2 separate regions of the Homo sapiens genome follow, and region 1 is linked to region 2. Evidence: read pairs that join two places in POLR2A ChIA-PET (ENCODE). Cell type or tissue: MCF 10A. All regions are shown on one strand. Links, peaks and the distances in the headings refer to the core of each region. The heading gives the core; the rest is flanking DNA.

Region 1 (10,141 bases), core at 818-8,817, 240 kb before region 2:
ATTTTTATAAAATTAAAATTCCTTACAGAACGAAAGGTTTTAAAATGTGGCAAAGGCATTTTTGTTTTGAAACTGTGTGCATTTATCCAGATTTACCCTGGCCTTTCAATAGGAAAAGACCTAGAGAATAATTGTTGTTTACATTTGCTTTTGGTCTTTGTCTAAGGCTTAGTTTACTAATAAAAATGTTTCCTGCCCTTCCTATTGTTGCAAGATCAGGGCAGTAATGAAAATCAACTGTATCATTTTCACTTGTTGCCTTAGAGTTTTTGCCAAGAGGAACCCTCAAGGGACGGTGGTTTCCTTTTAAATCTGGTTTCATTTGTTTTGTAAGAATGTGCTGTAAGAAGCAACTGAATCCAGCCTGCACTTATTGTGCACCTACTGTATGAAAGCTGACCTTGTGCTACTCAGTGCATGAACCTGCAGAGTCTTGCATGAAACCACCTTTCTTGAAATTCAGATTTTTTTTCAGACTCAGTATAGGGTGCAGTTTTCAAGTAGACAGTAGTTAGCATTTTAAAGGTTCTTTTAAAAATATTTCTGTAGACTTAGGACTCTAGTGTTGTTCATCAGAAGCCTTTACCCTATACCTTTTTTGCCTCATTGGTGCTTTCCGTTATATTGGGATGTCACTGTAGACTGTGACATACAGGTGATGTTAACCCATCTTGACTGGCGGCACTGTCTTCTTTATAACATTGGATATGGCAATTGTGATTTACAAACTGCAGTGTTGTAGTTGCCTTTTTCCAAAAATTAGGAGTCACAGGTGTGTACATGAACGTTGCATAGCATGTTTTGAGTTGTAAGAAAGATGGAACTTATTTCAGAAGTTTTCTGGATTACATATTGCTTAGTTAGCTTTCTAGAAATCAGGAAGCATTCATAATTTCAGGGCATTTTATAATTTGTAAATAACTTGGTGTTTTTAAAAGCGTGAGGGAGTAAGAGTGAGGAGACAAATCCTGAAAGTTTTTGTTTTTTAATTGTAAAGCATACAAGATACATTTCTTTATAGGTTGTGATTTTCCCCAATTTGTTTTCAAAACTCATTTAAAAATCAGACCTAGTTCATGGAAGAGGTATTTGCGCCTGTGGGCGAACTTGATTTGAACTGCTTTTCTTAGCCAGCTTAGGACAGGTGCTGAGTCCAGGGGATGAGCTCTTCTCAATTGTACTAAATATATAATAGTTGCACACATGTTACGGATATAGTTTCTTGATTTCCAGTCTGAGATGTTCTGAAGGAAAATTCTGAACACTTTAGAGACAACAAAGTGCCTAATGAGTGATGCACTCTGATCCCTCCTGGAAAATGGTGTTTGGCATCAGCTTAGCAAGAGGAGGTTTTCCAGTTATTTGTAAAGATGTGATGTGGCTTTAAGTGGGGATGGGGGAGGGTAGCAGCCCCAGTGTTTGTGGACATTGAGACCTGTTGACATTTGGGAAGCATAACTGAGTTCCACTATTTGAAAAGATTAAAACTTTGATATATGTACACATCCCCTCATGCCTGCACCCCCATCCCCGAGGGTCTGGAAAAGAATTGATTTGTTCTGAGGAAGGAACATATATTTGGAATATAAAATGGTTAGTAAACAAAGGATCTTTAAAACAAGTTAGATTGTTATCTCAAGAGAAGCATACTTCCTCGGCATGATGTTTTCTTTTGTTAAATTGCTTTGGTTTTATTTGACTCAAAGTATTAACAATACCTTTGATTTTGAGACTTTTGGACTTTTGAAGACTAAGTTTTTAAATGGTCAATTTTACTCGTTTGAAAGTCCCAGATACCATTTTTGAAGATTTCTCTCCCTTTTTTTCCACTGATGCCGGCTTTACTTATGTTTTATTTTCAAATCTTAAGGAAAAACTGATATTTCCTTACTTGAACTGAGAAATAGTCGTTTTCCCTCCCTCTTTTCTTCCACAGTAAATACATGTTGAGTACTTACTGGATGCAGTTCTTTAGGTTTAGAAATTATTTGATACTGTAAAATGTCTTACCATAAGTTTTTAAAGATACCCGTCAAACTATAGATGTTACTGCCATGTTTATTAAAAAAAAAAATAAAACGAAACAAACTAGTAAGCAAGCTTAAAATTTTTCTTTTTCCTGCCCTGGACTACAGATTTTTTTTTCTTTTTTTTTTTTGAGACAGGGTCTCTGGTCACCTAGGCTGGAATGCAGTGGTGTGATCACGGCTTGATTCTGCCTTGACCTCCCAGGCTCCAGTGATCCTCCCAAGTAGGTGGGACTACAGGCACACACCACCATGCCTGGCTAATTTTTTGTATTTTTAGTACAGACGAGGTTTTGCTATGTTGCTCAGGTTGGACTCAAGCGATCCACTCACCTCGGCCTCCCGGAGGGCTGGGATCACAGGTGCGAGCCACCGCCCCCAGCCTACAAGAATTTGTAAACTCATAGATTGCTCTTCTGTTTTCACTGGACCACAACAGAAAGTAGTTTCTTTTATGGTGAGGGATGAACACCTACGATTGCAATATAAGTTGTTGGGCCTTGTGTCCATGGAGCTCACTTGGTGGTTGGTGGTCTTGAAGCATTCACATTCTTTGGAGTAGTGGGGCGGCTGGCTAGTCACATGGGGAAGATGTGCACACCTGTGGATGGGGCCATCACACACTGCAGCGATAGCTGGGCCTACCTTACTGCTCACCTGGCTGGGCACAGCGGCTCCTGCCTGTAACCCCAGCACTTTGGGAGGCCAAGGTGGGCAGATCACTTGAGGTCAGAAGTTCAAGACCAGCCTGGCCAACATGGTGCACCCCCTTTCTACTAAAAATACCAGAATTAACCGGGCGTGGTGGCCCGTGCCTATAATCCCAGCTACGTGAGAGGCTGAGGCAGGAGAATTGCTGAAACCCAGGAGGCAGAGGTTGCAGTGAGCCAAGATGATGCCACTGCACTCCAGCCTGGGTGACAGAGCGAGACTCCATCACACACACAAAATACATATATAAAAATAAATTGCTCACCTGGTAATAGTCTGGAAAACATTTTTTTTTTGTTTTTTTGCATATTTTAAAGACTTTAGAAAGTAGTCTTGCTAATCCAGAAAGTTCTTGCGGGGAGGAGTTTGAAACTTTGTTTTATCTCACTCCTCAGTCTTAGCCCCCTTAATACCATAGGTCTCTACTTCAGTAAGAGTTACATAATACGAATGCCGTTTGTTCAGAATTGTGTATCTCCATCCATCCGTCCATCGTCCAAATTCTGCGAGTTTGAAATACATTGTTGTTGCTGTTTTGTATACTTTTGTTCAACCATTTTCTTTTTAACATGGCACTAGCTTTCTCAAACTGGCTTTGGAATTATTTGTCAGTTTAAAAATAAATACCACTTTAAAAATTACTCTTGACATGGGAGAACAAATATATTTTGATAGTTGTTAGAGCATAAATATTTTATAGAGCATAACTTGAAATTTTTCCTGATACATTGTGATTGCTTTCAGCTTGTCCTCTGCTGTAAAAAATATAGTCGTGGTTAGTCTCTGTAAAGTTGGTTATTGGGAATATGTGCTTGATTACGTAAATGAGACATCACCAATTTAAGTCAGCCAAAGTTTAGTCAATAGAACTTTAAAGAACAGAAGTCTAATGGTAATTAGGGAGAGATGAATTTATTTGTAGGAGTTTTCCCCAAATTCAAAGCGTCTTAGTGACCTTTGATAACTTCCTGGAAAAAGTAGGAAGCATGGAGAGAAATTCCAGGTAGGAGCCCATGATCCAATTGACTGCATCAGCTTACAAAGTGTTTTCTAAGTCATTAGCTATTAATTCTGTCTAGATTGTAAAATCCCTCTCAGTTGTGTCCACATTTATCTGTGTTGTCCTGTATTTATTCTCTTTACCTAATTTCCCTGAGTCTCATTTTAGTGGGATAATACACAAGCTTACAGACTCAGGACTTTAAAGAGAAGCACAGATTGCCACGAAAACAAATGAACACAGAGACCAGTAGCAGCAGAGGGAGATCTGCTGTGAGGCTTCCCTTAGTTCTGTTGTCTGATTTCTGTGGATAATGAGTTCACTGCATATGTTAGGTCACAACATGATATCGTGTAGTCGTAGGTACAGAACTTTTGTTATGGTAGCCTTTCTTCGTCAGGTGATACAATTGGGATTTTCTTTCTCACATGCACCTCAGTAAAATTTTCAGCAACAGAGATTGGCTCAGGATGGAATTTGTTCAGTTTCAGTTCTGCAGCCTGTCCTTTTCTGGGGAGACTCATTAATTGAATGTTGCCTTTCGATCTCACTGAGTCACTTGAAATCGCTCAGATTGACCCCTATTCCGGGATCCAGCCTGGTCCAGTGCAGACCTGCATTGACTCTGACTACATGCTGAGTTGGCCTCTGAACCAGTTCCTGTACCATTCCCTTAGTCTGATGGACTTGCCAGCTCCAAATACTCAGAACGTGCCTCTTGTGGTCCTAGGATCAAGTCCAGGGTCCTTAGAATCAAGTAATGAAACAGGTCCTTAGTAATCCTGTGCTGTAGGGATCCACTGTTAGTTCCTGGTACTCCCCAGCATCTGTGCATTAGCTTGATGGAAAGGAAGCTGTGTTATGCCTGTCTTCAAGTTTTTGCTTCTGCTGTTTCCATAGCTGAGAATGTTTTTCCTCTTCACTACTCTGCTACTTCTCCTTCCATCCTCAATACTGAATAGCAGAAAGTGCCGCTTAAGAACACAGGAAGGTCACCATAGCTTTAGTTTCTCCTTAGCTGCCAATTAGTTCTTTGGTCCTAAAGTTATTAACTTTTCTGAGTCTTGATAGAAATGCGGAGACTTAAAAATATTTGGGGGAGACATTTCTCCTTTTCTCACTAAACAACAGAATGAAAACCTTTTCTAACAGGTTTAGAAAACCAAAGTCAGAAAAATTGTGAGGAAATAGAATAGGTTTTTTAAATTGAAATAATTTCCAAGTTCCAGGTGGATCTGTAAAATAGGGACAAGATCATAACTTTCAAAAGGCAGCACGCTAAGTCAGGTGATTCCTTTCCCCCATATGCCTTTTCTGTGGTTTGAATAGGTCAGAGATGCCATCTTTACATTTCCAAGTCAAATTCCTCTTCCTTCTTGAAGGTTTTTGGGATTTCCCTAACTTGTATAGATCTACTTTCCCATTACTCCTTTTGAGTTCATAACCCACGGTTTTGCTGGTTGACAGTGATTTGTCTTGTTCCTTGCTTGTAATTTTATTAGGACCATGGAGCCAAAGTGGCTGGTTTGAATCTCAGCTCTTCAGTAGCTAAGCTCTCAGGCAAATAATTTAATCTTCTTGTGCCTCAGTTTCCTCATCTGTGAAATTATAATTTTAATAGAATCTACTTTAAACATTCATAGAAATCAAATTCGTACACATGTCAAGTGCCTAGAATAGAACCTGGCACCTGGTATTAAGCCCTTGGACTTCAACTGCTACTGTTCTTAGGGTTGTGACATCCTCGAACAGAGATGTTCTTTGGATAGAAATATAAGGCTTACTTGATGTTTGATTGTCCTTGCCATTTAAATATGTTATAGAACCTGGCACATAGGTGCTCAATAAATGTATAATAAAACTTTATTTTGCTAAGGTGTTTATTAACAAGATGGCATGTTGCTTATTAAACAGTTGTGATTTTTTTTTTCAGTAAACGATGGTCATCCCCCTGCAGTTTGCCTTCCATTTCAGAGATCTGTTTATTACACTTTCTCCCTTAATATTGTCATTTGTCAATTTCTGCTCACACCTGAGAGGTGTCCAGTGTGCACTTTGCCCATCTCGCCTATGCATAGGCTCCATCTAGTGGCCAGAAGGGAAATTCAGCATATTAGGTGACTGAATTAATAGTGCCCCAAGGAGGAAGATAGCGATCCCAACCCACTCTCTGGCTTGCTTCCTGGGGACTGATTGCAAGAAAATGTGGATACTACAGACTTCTGTAGAAATCACTGGGCTACAGTTTTGGATTAAGGTTACTCTACTGTGTCAGTGCGAGCTGTCCTGAGAGAATTAGGGTCTTCCTAAGTGATGCAGACAGGCGCACTGCAACTCCATGGCAGAGCTGTTAACACCTAGTGTGTCTTTTACAGTTAGAGTTTTAAGATAATTTTACAGGACTTTAATAAATTTAAAGCTCCAAAATATTTGAGATTAGAGATTAAAAAAACACTACTGATTTCATTTGGAAAAATACAGCAAGATTTACCTTCCATTGCTCTATTTAAACAGGTAGTAACACTTTCATTCTCTTCTCTCTCCCCTTTGGCTATTCTATGTGGTTAAGATGCTCGCCAGCCAGAAATACTCACAGAGAATAAGAATAAATACATCCAGTGTTGTGTTAGGTCCCACACCGTCTATATTTCGCTAGCTAATTTTATGTATTTTGTTTCATGTTTTATTGATATTTTCAGAATCTTTCTTGCTGAGATTACACAAAATATATAGCTGGTTATTCAGTTTTACGTGTCAAAAGCCTTAAACCTGTTTCCCCATGATTGCCTTTTATTATTTTTAATTCGGAAATCTTTGTTTGGCTGTCTGAGAGAGAACTTCAGCCTCCCTTCCTCCCAGACATTTTGAACAGTTCAGGCTGTACTCATTCGTGTCTCTTTGTCTTGGCAGGTGGAAGCCCCTCTGCTTGGAATAGCAAACAATACTACCAGCTTGCCCTCTGGCAAGCTCCTTTAAGAGTTAGCTGTAATTTCACCCTCTCTCTGGCCTTGATTCTGCATGCAGAATGATTGCACTGACTTGAGCTCCTGTGGTCTCTTGCTATACCTCCTATTTGGGCATCTCCCCCATATTGCTTTCCCCCACCATTGGGGAGGGGAATGGTACCTTGGTTATCTTTGAATTCCCAGGAGGTGGCCCAGTGCCTGGTGCATAGGAGGAGCTGAAGAAACGGAAGACTTCTTAAAGGGATACTCGCCATTCACTTTGAAGCACTTCTTTGTACAACAAATTTATTTTCATCTGATCATTGCACCTCTGCTAGCCAAAACATTTTATCACACCAGTTACTGCTGCATGGAACTTGAAAGCAATAAAATTATCTTTAAAATCATTGTTTGATTAGGCTTTTTGCACATTGAGGTGAATAAAAAAAATTAGAACTCCTGGAAGGGTAATTTGTGAGTCTGGCCTTGTGTCAAGATCACCTCATCCCTGTGGATGGAGACTTTGTTCCATAAGTTCCCTATAGATAAGATGTAATGAATAATTCATTGGCACCGATTTATGTCTGTAGTGTGCTTTTAAACCCTCTTGGAGCTGGGTTCCTGAGGAGGAAGCATCTGCAGGCTGGACTCGGCTGCCTGGTGGTCTCCGGAGTGGCCTGGTGCAGAGGGCCAGGGTGGCATCTCAGAAAGTTGGGTGGGTAGGGTACTTGCACACCTGCTGACCTTGAGTTACAGGGTGGACCTAGGTCATTTCACAGGCCCTTCCAGCCTTCAGATCTCAAGATACTAGGCAGAGAGAGAGATGGAGATTTGAGGGAGATGTGGTTGGAACAAGCAGAATCACCACGTATGGAAGTTGGCTTCTATTTTTTGCATTGTTTTCTTGGTGAGGCCAGTAAGCTTTTGCCTCACTCCTGGGAGGGACAGTAGCAAGGTCTTACAGGTCTCTCTATCATTGAAGCACCCTCTCCAACCCTGCCGGTTTTGGTTGCTGGTGAAGGCCTTTGACAGTGTCCTGGTAGGGCGACGGTGAGGCCAGCTCCCGACCTCTGGACAGAAGAAAGCTTACTTGTCTAGGTTGGTGTCAAGGGGACTCCTGAACTTAATGAACACCTTAGAAATTATCCTTAAAGTCTCCTCTTCCGAGGAGTGGGGTGGGATATTTCTTGCAGAAAATGTAAACATAATCATTTGAAGCTGGAATGTTAATATTCAAGAGTAGCTTGTAAAAAAGCATCTTGTGAAATTCTCATGTGAATGCTGAACCGGCTGGATGTGAACTTAGCTGGACAGCCTGGCCTGTCTTTGCTCTGCTCTTCTCCGTGCGGTTTGCATATGTGCAGGGCTTCCTTTGAAGCCTTGTCCCCTCAAACAATTCACTGTCTCCCTCTCTCCCACGCATGGAGGCATGTTGGAAAGGGAGCTCCAGGCCTCAGTGTCTCTGCCTGTGATTGGAATAACACTGCTCTAGCAGGGATGCCAATGAGAATTAGCAATAGATAATGTATCCAAGCTGCCCAGCAAACCTGGCAAATAGAAAGCATCCAATAAATGGATGCTTTTCTCTTTTTTTCTCCTCCTCATGGTGGGTGGCCCTGGTGGGCTCTCTCTGGGGCCTCCAGTCCTCCTTCCCCACAACACTGGGGAATTGCTGCCAGTTGAATAGGGCCCTTTTTTTTTTTTTTTTTTTTTTTTTTGAGACAGTCTTGCTCTGTTGCCCAGGCTGGAGTGCAGTGGTGCAATCTCCGCTCACTGCAACCTCTGCCTTACTGCAACCTCTTCCTCCCAGGTTCAAACAATTCTTGTGGATCAGCTTCCCAAGAAGCTGGGATTACAGGCGTGTGCCACCACGCCTGGCTAATTTTTTTTTTTTCTAGTAGAGACGGGGTTTAGGCATGTTGGTCAGGCTGGTCTCAAACTCCTGGCCTCAAGCAATCCACCGACCTCGGCCTCCCATAGTGCTGGGATTACAGATGTGAGCCACTGTGGCTGGCCAAGGAGGGTCTTTTTTTGCACATCTACAGTGAAAGGTTTGAACCCGGACGTCTGAGTCTCAGGTCAGTTGTTGAAACCACTAAGTAACCACCTTGCTTCTCTGTGCCTGAAGAGAATGGGTTTTTAGGTTAACCAGGCTGACTGGTTCAAGGTCATGTCCCTATCTGTGGAAGGGGAGTGGGAGTGGAAGGTGAGTGGTGACAGAGTATGGAACCCTGTTTCTGATATCTAGATTATTTGAGGGCCTCCAGTGGTCTCTGCTCCATGGAAAGCATATGAAAGAATATGATTTTTTTTTTTTACTCGAGCTTGTTGTCTAGTTGGGAAAACTCAACTACTGGTGGAGAGTAACAGATGCTATGAGTTTAGTGCTAAGTTATGGGATGCTGACCGGAGAGAAGTATGTGGGCTGCAGGCAGTGGGGTCACGGAACTGCAGAATGGCTTGAGAAGCTTTAAGGAGGATGTCTGACTTTAGTGTGCCCTAAATATTTGACTCTCAAGATCCAAGGAGGCAGCTCCCCAGGAGAGGAAGGGACCATGTGTGGTGTGGGTGGCAGTGTGCACTGATGGAGTGGAGAGGGTGTCAGAATCCGGTGTTTGTGTGGTGGGAAGGAATTGACTGCTGGCTAGAGAATGAGGAGCGCTGAAACCTTTGCACCATTGCAGTGGACCCGCTGAGAAGGGTGTTCTGGGGAGGCTGCTCTGGTCTCTCGATGGAGTCAGGATTGGGGGACAGATAGACACCCCGGTGTGAGCCAGTGATGGTATAGATGAGGGAGGCAGTGAGGACAGGCTCAGGGAGGGAAGTCTTGTCTCTAGACCTGAGACCAGGAAGCAGGAATGGACTGGACAGGTTGGCCCAGCTGAGGGAGGTGACTGGTGAGATGGGTCCTCGGTGTGAGGGGCTGGGTTGCCAGAGGAGCTGTGGGCTGGGGTGGTTTGTCGAGAGAGCAGTCCCAGTTGATGGAGAGGCAGGACCCGCAAAACAGGTTGGCTGCAGGACTGGGGGCGGTAGCACAGGGCAGCTCCCGAGGAGACACCTGGCACTTTTAAGGCATGGAATGGAGAGAGCTAGGGGAGAGCACACCTGCAGTGAGGCAATTCACATAGCAAAGTTCTCCGGAAACTGCAGTGTTCAACTTTTTTAAAGAATAGCTGGATGTTAGAAAAGTGGAGGAACTGTCACCTTTATTAGGGGCATCATGGATACCTGGTAGCATCAAGGGCTAGGGTTAAAACCCGTGGAGTAATACGCCCTCCTATTGTGTTCCTCTCCTCTAAAAATGAAGGTGAAACTGTTTCAGGTGAGCGCTGTTGTTGTTCGTTTGCTGGGGCACTGCTTTCTGATTTTTAGAGGAGTCCAGGCTGGAGACTGACCCCTGCCTTTTTCTGAGTTGGGCCGGCTGGGCCCGAGGCTGGTTCTGGGCTGGGCCAGGCTGA
Region 2 (10,141 bases), core at 1,257-9,256:
ACTTCTGATTTTTCATTGCCAAGGGCTTCTAGTAATGGTGCCTTAAATTCTCTGCCACTGGGACCACTTGGTCAAGGTACTGATAGTTTTATAAGCTAGAATAAATATCGTAAAATGGCTTTGAAGTTGAAAGGAATTTTGGGGGGGGAATCCTTTTATGAAGAATTTTTTTTTTTTTTTACAGTTTGAGAGGAAAAATAATGTATTTTGAGAATGTGTTTTCCTTAATATTTGTTAAATGAGTAGACTGTATTCTTAAGGTTTAGAAAGGACAGAAACAAGTTTGTGCTTAGTTCTTCTGAATTAGTTGATATCCCTTGTTGCTGTTCACAATACACCCACTCCCAGCCCTCCGTGATGGAGATAACTCTGTTCCCCACAACTAGGGCTTGCCCACTCTCATGGTACTTCTGATGTTTAATTCTTTTGGCTGTGTCTGCATTTCCTCATTTACTTTTAATTTGCTTATCCCTAGAACATACCTTTTGAGTGCCTAAACTTTTTTATCTTCCTGTCCTGAAGACAAAAATTTAATCTGTGAATTAAACCCATGGAGAAGTATCATTTATGAAGGGATTGGTACATATTGATGCATGATGATGAAATGTGTCTTCTGGTTTATGTCCATTGCAGGAAATAGATTGGATTTAGGATGATGGGACATCTCATTAGAGGGGAAATTTCCTGATCTTGACTAAGGCATGCTTCCTGCCCCACGTTTAAAATTCAGGATCTCTTCCTTAAAACATCAACTGCACGCAACCTCTCATCTTTCCAACTTGAACTTCCCTTTAATTTTTCTTGGAAAGCTATTAAATTAAATTAGATGTAGGGCTTTATCCTTTAGTACCCTTATTATTTTATTTGTATCAACTCAAAGCAAAATAGAGCATTTTATTAAATATGTCTTCATAAATTACGCACAGTAAAATCCCATTAATTGGACCACACCCAGTTCATTATAGTGTTTATTATAATTTTAGCATTAGTTGAACTGAAAATTGGTTTTTGTTTACTATGAGAAAAAGGTAGACTAAACAAGATGAAACCTGTTGTTTGCATATTATGTTTGTACATCTTTATTAGCAACTATTTTTCCAACTATTTTCAACTATTTTTCCAACTATTTTCTAGTTATAAAAGCAATACATAAATACTATAGAAAATTTAGCAATGCAGAAATGAATTTTTAAAAATCCCTCATAGATAGCCATTGTTAACATTTTGGTGTATTTTCTTCAAGTCTTAGTAAAATGGAACCTTTAAATATAGATCCCTGTATCTTAGGAATTAGAAAGGCAGCAAAGGCAGTTCCTAATGAGATGGAGAAAATGTTGATTTAGTCATGCCCTTGTACTGTGGGGGCCATACTGTCTGTTGACAGAGCATATTAAAAGACGTTCCCTACATTCGTCAGCCTTAGCTAATTGGCAGTCTGGTATTTATGATTTTATATTTTGTTAATCAGCTTGGGAGCTGCAGTACCCCCCAGCCTCCTAGAAACTTGGCTTCCCCTGCCTGGGAGGCCTCGTTCCAGGAGTCGTTGTTGAGAGTCAAGCCAGGGAAGTGTGTTTTTGTCAGGGAGCAGCCAGTCCTGTGCTGGGAGCATCTCAGGGGGCACCTGCCGTTGAATTGTTCTCACTTGTGTTTGTAAGAATCCAAGTATGTCACCCTTACACCAAGTGAGCACACAGTGACACAATCCCCTTTCAATGTAGATAACATTGCTTCAGAGCTGGAGAACTTCATGGGGCTCATCGAGGTGGTGACGGGCTACGTGAAGATCCGCCATTCTCATGCCTTGGTCTCCTTGTCCTTCCTAAAAAACCTTCGCCTCATCCTAGGAGAGGAGCAGCTAGAAGGGTAAGTGCCCCAAATTTCATGAGCTGACGTTCTATTACAAAATAAGCAGCGTGCTTATGAAACTGTGTTGCTGAGGTAAGAGCCCTCCCTGCCTTGTTAAAGAGAAGAAAGGAGGAAGCCGCAGTATTGCCTGTGCTGCTCGAGTAGGTCTTGGGTGGAGTCATGGTTCTCCATTCTTAGGAGGTTGCTGTTTGGAAAACAGAGATGTTATCACCCTTACTGGATTTTGCCTCATCAGTCAAGGGTTGCGTGTCTGACTGTGACCAGTGAGACGGCAGACGGGGGTGCGCTTAGGGCTTTTCTGCCAAGAATGACAGCAGTTGGTCTGGAGTGCTCACCTCCCTGTGAAATCATTGTTCGCGCGACCCTCATCTGCCTCAGGATGCTGTACTCTACTACGCACAACTGCTCCATCTTTTAAGATATTGGAAGTGAGAGCACGGGAGGAGCATGGGCGGTTCGTTTTGTTAGAAAGAAACCCGGATTCACGAGATGGTTTTTATTGATTAGTTTACAGGATTTGCACTATTGATAGAGTTTTTGCCTTGGCACAGGCCTGCTTTGTGATAGGGGTTTTAAAATAACCGTGGGCTTTTCACTGGAGGATAAAAGCCGGTGCTTATTGCATGCACAATTGCTTTCCAGCCGTCAGCCTGTGTGTACCTTTGCATATGTACTTTTCTCTTTAAACTCTCCCTTTTAAATACGACTCTTGCCAGGCTTTAAGTGAATGCTTCAAAATAAAAGGAGTTATCAATTAAAGAGTGAATTCCTTCCAAAGAGAATTTGGGAAAATAATTTAGGAAAAGAAGAGGCGAGAAGGTCATGGGAAAGGTTGTCTTTGCTGATTTATCTGCCCCAACTGGATAAAGTTACTGCATAAGGGTTTCTTTACAGCCTCCCTGTTTTTCTCAGACTAACTCTTGGTCAGTCTTAAATTCTTAAAATTCCATCATCTGATAGAGCTAACGAGAGCGGGCAGCTCTTCATTCCATCCTTGAAAAGCACAGTGTCCTCCCCACTGGGGAACACCAATCCTTAAAAAACTTCTTTCTCATTGCAAATCGAAGGAGGCTGCCGCTGCACCCAGCCCCAGACTCCTCAGTCACTTACCTGGCAAGCTGAGGCCCTACCAGTTTAAGGTGATGATTATTGTTTCTTGTATTAAATTTTAAAATGAATTTTTCTCCGCTTTTTTTTTTTCTAAGTAGGTTTGTGTTTCTGGAATCTCGGGTGTCTGTGAGCATTTCTTCTTCAGCAGAGCAGTAGCTGTCAAATTTTCTTGTTGCTTAATGATATACTTTTTTGTTTCTAGACTAAGCAAATGATAGACATAGAGGTGAATGCTGAGAGGAGAGTTTAATTAATTTCCATTAGGAATTATTATGTGGTTACCTTTTCATGGAGTGTTAACTAAGTATTGTGCACTTAAATGTAGTTAGAAATTAAAGCCTGATTTTTATTTGCAAGAATATTTATGATGTCTTTCTCATTATCTGAAACTTGCATAAAACCTGAAGCATCAGCAAAATCTTTTTAAGGTTGCGTGCTCAGGTGTTTGGGAGGCTTTCCAGGTAAGCCCGGGCCCCTGGCCTGCTCTTACCATTTTAGATGCAGGGGAGGGCAAGTGGGCCTTGGGTTTTCCCTGCTGCTGCTGCTCCCCAGTAGTCCTGCAGCTCCAAGGATGCTGGCTCCAGCCTTTCATTCCTGCGTGCAGCTTCTAAGAGGCTCTTTCTTGAGCTTGGGCTCTTAAGAATCTTTTACCTCCCGATGGGAAGTTTTCTCTCACCCTGTCTTCCTGGCCCATGACCACAAAGGTATAGCCCATCCTCACGATGATGAGCTCCCCAAGAGCTCTGTTTGCTTCAGGTGTTGAGACCGCTAGCAACACCTCAGCTGTTCATTTCTCCTTAGACTCAGGGACAGAGTTAGGTCTGGCCCCTTCACTAGCTGCCCTCACTTCTGCAAGAAGGGAAGAGTCAGAGCGAGAAAGAGAAGGACAGGATACGATAGTCAGATAAACATCAGCAGTGCAAAGCAGAACTCGCACAGTGATACAAGGGAAAGAAAGAAATGTGCCCTAGGCATGGAGAAGAGCCAGATACCTGAGAAGATCAGACAGGCTTCTGACAAGAGGTGGCATTTGAGATGGGCCTTGAAGGCTTTCGGGAAAAACTTGAGGAAAGCAGAGGATTGAAGTGAAGAAAGGCAATTCAAGGTAGGGTGGCAGGAGCAAAGGCAACGAGTTGGGGCATCCTGGGGCCTGTTGGGCAACTAACACTGGAGAGGTGGGTGGTACTAGAGTTATGTAAGATGTTTTGCACGCAGGTATAAAGGGTTATAATTTAGGAAGACCATGGAACGTATTCAAGGCTTTTGAATAGAGGAGTGTTAGCAGAGCTGTCTGAAATTTTTATTTCGGTGTGCTTTTGGTTTAAGCCAAGATAGCTTTCATCCCAGTGTTTCTCAAACTTTGCTACACATTATGGAATCATTGGGGGTGGGGGCAGGGGTGGAGTTGAGAAATCCTGATGTCCAAGTTGCACCCCCACCCCAATTCAATAGGAGCGTTTGGGGTTAGGATCCAGGAATCAGTGCTTGTCTAAAGATCCCTAGGCACTTCAGCAGGCAGCAAAGATTGGAAACCACTGCTTTATCCCTTCATTTCTTCCCATGTGCATATCACAAAGCACTTTGACGGTTTTTTTTCCTAAATATTTTCCCCTCACACTGCTGCCTAATGTTTTAGAGGTTCACCCATGTTGTTAACACGTGTCACACTATTTTCTTGAACTTTTTTTTTTTTTTTTTTTTGAGATGGAATCTTGCTGTGTCGCCCAGGCTGGAGTGTAGTGGCGCTGTCTCGGCTCACTGCACCCTCTGCCTCCTGGGTTCAAGCGATTCTCCTGCCTCAGCCTCCTGAATAGCTGGGATTACTGGCACGCACCACCACGCCCGGCTTATTTTTGCTTTTAGTAGAGACGGACTTTCACCGTGTTGTTCAGGCTGGTCTCAAACTCCTGACCTTGTGATCCGCCCGCCTCAGCCTCCCAATGTGCTGGGATTACAGGCTTGAGCCACCACGCCCGGCCTTCTTGAACTTCTTTTATAGCCAGTGATAACATAAATGTTTCCATTTGGTTCAATAGGATGAAAGTTCTGTTCTGTAGCCTTTTGTTTTTGATGGAGAACAGAACAATTCAAGGTACAGAGATCCTTCAACTCTGACAACCTTGGCTTTCCAAAATGTCACTGAGATCCCCCTCAAAAAGTCTCCTGAGCCATCCAGAACAGAAAATTCAAGCATTTTACATAGAGTAGAGCTCTTATTCCTCACTCAGAGCCTGTTGACTTTTATATCGCACTCGGCGTGAGCTGATTTTGTAACCCAGTTACAAAAGCCATAGCCATGGTTTCCTCAAGGACACCATAGGGTGTATTTCTAGAGTAATGACCTTAGACATTAAGAAAATCAAGACCGCTCTGCTGTTTACAAAGGAAACAGGTTTTGTAATCCACATGTACACAATTTTTATAAAATAGCTAATTTTTAAGCTCTTGAGTAAGAGAATATTTTCACTATCTGGAAAATCCCCTTGTTTGGACAACCTTGTTTCCTGATGGCATCAGATAAATAAGGAGTTAAAGTTTCACATTATTTGGTGCTACCAAGGATTGTTGCCTTGAAAAGAAGAAGGAAAAAGTAGATGGAGGGTGGTGAGTTAAAAGAATTGAAATTCGCGGATAGGCATTTCTATGCTTTTGTTCCTACCACTCGACTGTGCAACACGCAGTGCTTTGTAATACCTTCTTGGAGCTCAAAGGTCAGGCTGAAACATGGCCGCTTTTTCACATTTCCCTGGGACTTTTGGAAAATATACACCAACCCTGTGACCTAGCAATTCCGGGATCCACCCAAGAGAAATGAAAACATGCCCACACAAGACTTGTGTATGAATGCTGGTAGCAGTATTACTCATAATAGCCTCCCGGGATTCCCCCGACCCCCAGCCCAAAAGAAAGACCCACTGGAAACCATTCAGATGTTCATCAGCAGATGAGTGGATAGAAAGATAAATGGATAAATGAAATGTGGCACAAAGGACAACTGACTACTCAACAATAAAAAGACGTGAAGTATGACACGTGTTACAACATGGGTGAACCTCTAAAACATTAGGCTAAGTGAAAAGAAAAAATCCAGACACAAAAGACTACATATTATATGACTCATTCGTATGTAATTTGCAGAAAAGGCAAAACTATAGAGACAGAAAGCAGACCAGGGATGGCTGCAAGGAAGAGGTGGAGATTGACCACCAATGGGAATGAGGGAACTCTTGGATGATGGAAGTGTTCTGGAACTGAGTAGTGGTGATGGTTGGACAGTTGTGTAAATTTACGGAAGCTCATGGAATGATGGGTGAATTTTTTTTTTTTTTTTTTTTTGAGATGGAGTCTCACTCTGTCACCCAGGCTGCAGTGCAGTGGCGCTGTCTCGGATCACTGCAAGCTCCGCCTCCGGGTTCACACCATTCCCCTGCCTCAGCCTCCCGAGTAGCCGGGACTACAGGCGCTCACCACCACGCCCGACTAATTTTTTTGTATTTTTAGTAGAGACGGGGTTTCACCATGTTAGCCAGTATGGTCTCGATCATCTGACCTCGTGATCTGCCTGCCTCGGCCTCTGAAAGTGCTGGGATTACAGGTGTGAGCCACCGTGCCTGGCCTGATGGGTGAATATTTGATAGGCAGGTTATACTTCAGAAGTAAAGCTATTTTTAAGAAACACCTAAACAAAGAGGAAACATTGTCTGAATATCTGTATGGTGCCTGGTTCCACCTAGATAGACATATCCACCCTTGCTGAACCCCTAAGGTTGATGTAAATATTGGATTTGGGGGAGAGTGGACATGATATAAACCAGCCTGTTTGCAGATGGATTGGTGGGAGCATCTGCAGAAAGGCAAAAAAGGCCAAATACTCTTATCAGTTGCAGATGGCTCTGTTGCTGATGACAGCCTGTGTCCTGGGTTCTGATGCCCCCTAGAGACAGCCGTGAAGAGGCAATTTTCTCCTCGAAGGAAGGAACTGGAATGATTGGTTGTATAATTGCAGAATTGTTTTCAGTATGTCAGCAAGCACTGAAAATGGGGAAACTGTCCCTTCCTACCTCTGTAGGCTGGAGACCTCGGGTTCAGCTCCATTTATCAGGGCACAGGACCTTCCTGTTCTGAGACTTTGTTCCAGGGGACTTTCACACTTCAGAGAATAGCACATGTCATCCTGCACTTTTGTGGGGTGATTAAAAGCTCACGGTATCCTTTTATGTTTAGCCCATCCAATTCTTCCAACTGGCCTCAGCCAGAAAAGCAGGGAAGGCACCCCCAGTTTGCAGCTGAGAGACTCCAGCCTGGGAGAGCTGAATAAATCTTTTGCCCAGAGGGGTTCCTCAGTAAATGCTGGAGATGAGGCTCAGACCTGACCTTTGGATTCCCAGATGGAGTGCTCTGAACCGTGTACCTGGGGCTGTCTTCACCACTCAAATATCGATAGAGATAACATAGAGATGTCCTCAGGAAGATAACCAACTGTTCCCATCCTGTGTGGTCTACAGATTGGGAGATAGGGCCTACCCAAGTGTAGAAATAAACATTTTTTACAACATAGAGAAGGCTGAGAACCAGGATACCAATATCAATAAAATCTGGATATCATAGAGCACATGGAAGCTAAAGAAAAATAAGTAACTGGTCAGGTGTGGTGGCTCACACCTGTAATCCCAGCACTTTGGAAGACCATGGCAAGGCATTGCTTGAGCCCAGGAGTTTGAGACCAGCCAGGGCAACATAGTGAGATACCAGCTGTTAAAAAAAAAAAAGAAAAGAAAAATTAACCAAGCATGGTGGGGCATACCTATGGTCCCAGCTACTTGGGAGGCTGAGGTAGGAGGGTAGCTTGAGCCTGGGAAGTTGAGGCTGCAGTGCTCTGTCATTGCACCACTGCACCCCAACCTGGATTACAGAGTGAGACCCTGTCTCAAGGGGAAAAAAAAAAAAAAACCTAATTTTTAAAAGCATTCTTTGAATGTAAAGGCAGTAAGCTAAGAAACAATTAGGAAATCACATTTACTGAATAATTTACTTAAGTAATCTTTTTCTTCAGGAAACAATGATAACTTTAGCGTATGCATATTTTAAAGATGTGCAGACAGGTCTCTGCCTTTTACCTTCTCTTAATTCTCACCTAATCATGGAAGGAATTTAGCGGGGAGCCTTGCCCCAAGCTGTGGCTCGAAAAACAAGCATGGTATTGACAGGCAGCTCATGAATGGCTTGATTATTATTTTGACAAGGGTTTTATTTTTATTTTTCTTTAGCTTCCACAGGCTCCATAATGCCTGGGTTTTATTGATATTGGTATCCTGGCTCCCAGCCTCTTCAATGATTGTAAAAAATGTTTGTGTTTACTGTAAAAAGATAATCTTGCTTTTCAAAGTGATTAGTCAAATACACAGAATTTCAGTGTGCCTGCCATTCATTTGTCAAATTCCTGGTTTATAATTCATGCTTCCTCCCGTGGGGGAGAAGAATGTTTTGTTCAGAAGGTATTTTTGGTGTGGTTCCGTTCCCTGCTAGTGAAATTAGTTTATGAAAAGAGGCCTGGTTCTGGGTGTAGATGGAAGTTTGGCCTGATTAATTGGTCCTTACCGGCAGCCCAGAGGTTTCTTCATCAACAAGGAGATTTTGTCCTGTAACTAACTCAGGTACCTGGAAGCAGCCCGACATTTGGGGGTGCATCGCTGCAGTCTCCTTTGGAGCTGGAGAAACCTATGAGCAAGAATGGGCTTATGACACATCCATTTCCACTCCATCCCTCCTTCCGTTGTATGACTGCATGGAGCCCCTCTGACCTCCAGCAGTGTCACCTGCAGCCTGGTAGTGAGAAACAGCAGGTATGGATGGGGTCTACCCCCAGCAACAGTAGCGCCAGCTGGGCCATATCCTGGCACTGCTCCCCAGGAAACACACCTTGTGTTGCATTGACCAGATCTGGGATCATTTGGACAATGTCTTATGCTGCTTTTCCAGGATAGCTGTGTGTTCAGGAGGGAGCCCTTACTGAAAGGAAAGAACTGTTGACTTACAAGTTTTTGCTACCGGTTTGGTGGTCACTAATGTGTCCAGAGGCCTGAAGATGGGCGTGTGAGGAGCCTGACTTAGCTTCAGAGGCTCTGTCTTTCGACTCACTTGTGTGCTCACTGCACCCCTGTGCTGGCAGGACTCCAACCTCCACCCCCAGCACTTGTGTGGACAGAGAGCCCAGTGCTCAGGAAAGGGTTGGGCTTCAGGCTTGTGATGCAGATTCCGTGGTGGCTCTGTGACTCCTTCTGGTCGTTCTTAAAGTAGACAGGGAGCTTAGATGTCACCTGTGCATTCCCCTTGTTGTCCTACGAGTGAGTAAACAGGGCTACAGATAGCACTAAGGGATCTGCGCATGGCTGTGCAGCTCATTCATGGCATTTCTGGTCCTGGGTCCCAGTCTCTGAACTCCTTCCTGGTCTGACGTCCCTTTGTGAATGTTCAGGAAAATGTCACAGGGCTGCTTGGCAGCATTGTAACCATAATTTGTGCTTTACTGTAAATGAGAATCAGGCTGAGGATTGACCAGCTGGTTAGAGGTCCTGGTTTGGGTGTAAATGAAGACCCTCACCAGATGCAGAGAGATCCCCAATGGACATAGCCTCCAGGGCAGACGAAGCCTTAGGGGTTCTGTTTTGTCCTGGCTACGCTGGCTCTGCAGGGAGGGCTGGGGTTCTTTCTCCTTTGTGTGTTTATACATTAGATCTGTGAGTGGATCTTAGAAGTCACTCAAAGTACTGCACTGATTCCCAAACTTAGTAAGAAGCAGAGCAGGAAGAGGAGAAGAAGGATTCACGGTCCATGGGGATCAGGCCCATCAGCACAGAGGACTCAGAAGTCAACCCTGGCATTGTCTGCTGCCTTCCTGGGGAAGCCAGAGAGAAAGGCCCACTGCGGGGATCTTTCTCTAGACCTAAGCCGTAGCTGTCTGCTTTCTTGCCTCTCCAGGGATGGACTTGTCCTGCCACCTGGGTAGCCAGATAGAACGGCTTCCTGTGCTGGTTGGATCTGCTACTCGTGTGCACACCCTCTGGGGCAGAAGCCACGTCTGGTTTGGTGGGCTTTGGTCCTCCACCACCTCACTGGAACTCAGCCTCTCCTAGATTGCTGGTTCTCCACGTGTGGTCCAGGGACC

The links. Peaks named below come from ENCODE experiments on the same cell type or tissue, not always from the same donor. Only the 100,000 strongest peaks of a DNase experiment are listed, where the experiment ranks them.
Region 1: POLR2A ChIA-PET joins it to region 2 with 22 read pairs; 7 of 35 experiments call an interaction of 5 or more read pairs at or near these places.

Annotation. Positions count from the first base shown.
Region 1 is chr15:98,653,582-98,663,722 of GRCh38, forward strand. The region is part of intron 1 of IGF1R (insulin like growth factor 1 receptor); the gene reads left to right. Among named protein-coding and RNA genes, the nearest start is that of IRAIN, 7.9 kb to the left of the region's middle. RefSeq lists silencers at 5,579-5,873, 9,579-9,873 and an enhancer at 7,692-8,502. In MCF 10A, for the core only: a CTCF peak has its summit at 5,820 (motif pointing left); DNase peaks (open chromatin) are centred at 4,340 and 5,830.
Region 2 is chr15:98,897,759-98,907,899 of GRCh38, forward strand. IGF1R (insulin like growth factor 1 receptor) reads left to right here. Exons shown (of 21, transcript NM_000875.5): 5 at 1,719-1,863. Among named protein-coding and RNA genes, the nearest start is that of PGPEP1L, 100 kb to the right of the region's middle. RefSeq lists an enhancer at 10,108-10,141. In MCF 10A, for the core only: a CTCF peak has its summit at 6,914 (motif pointing left); DNase peaks (open chromatin) are centred at 5,783, 6,113, 6,903 and 9,163.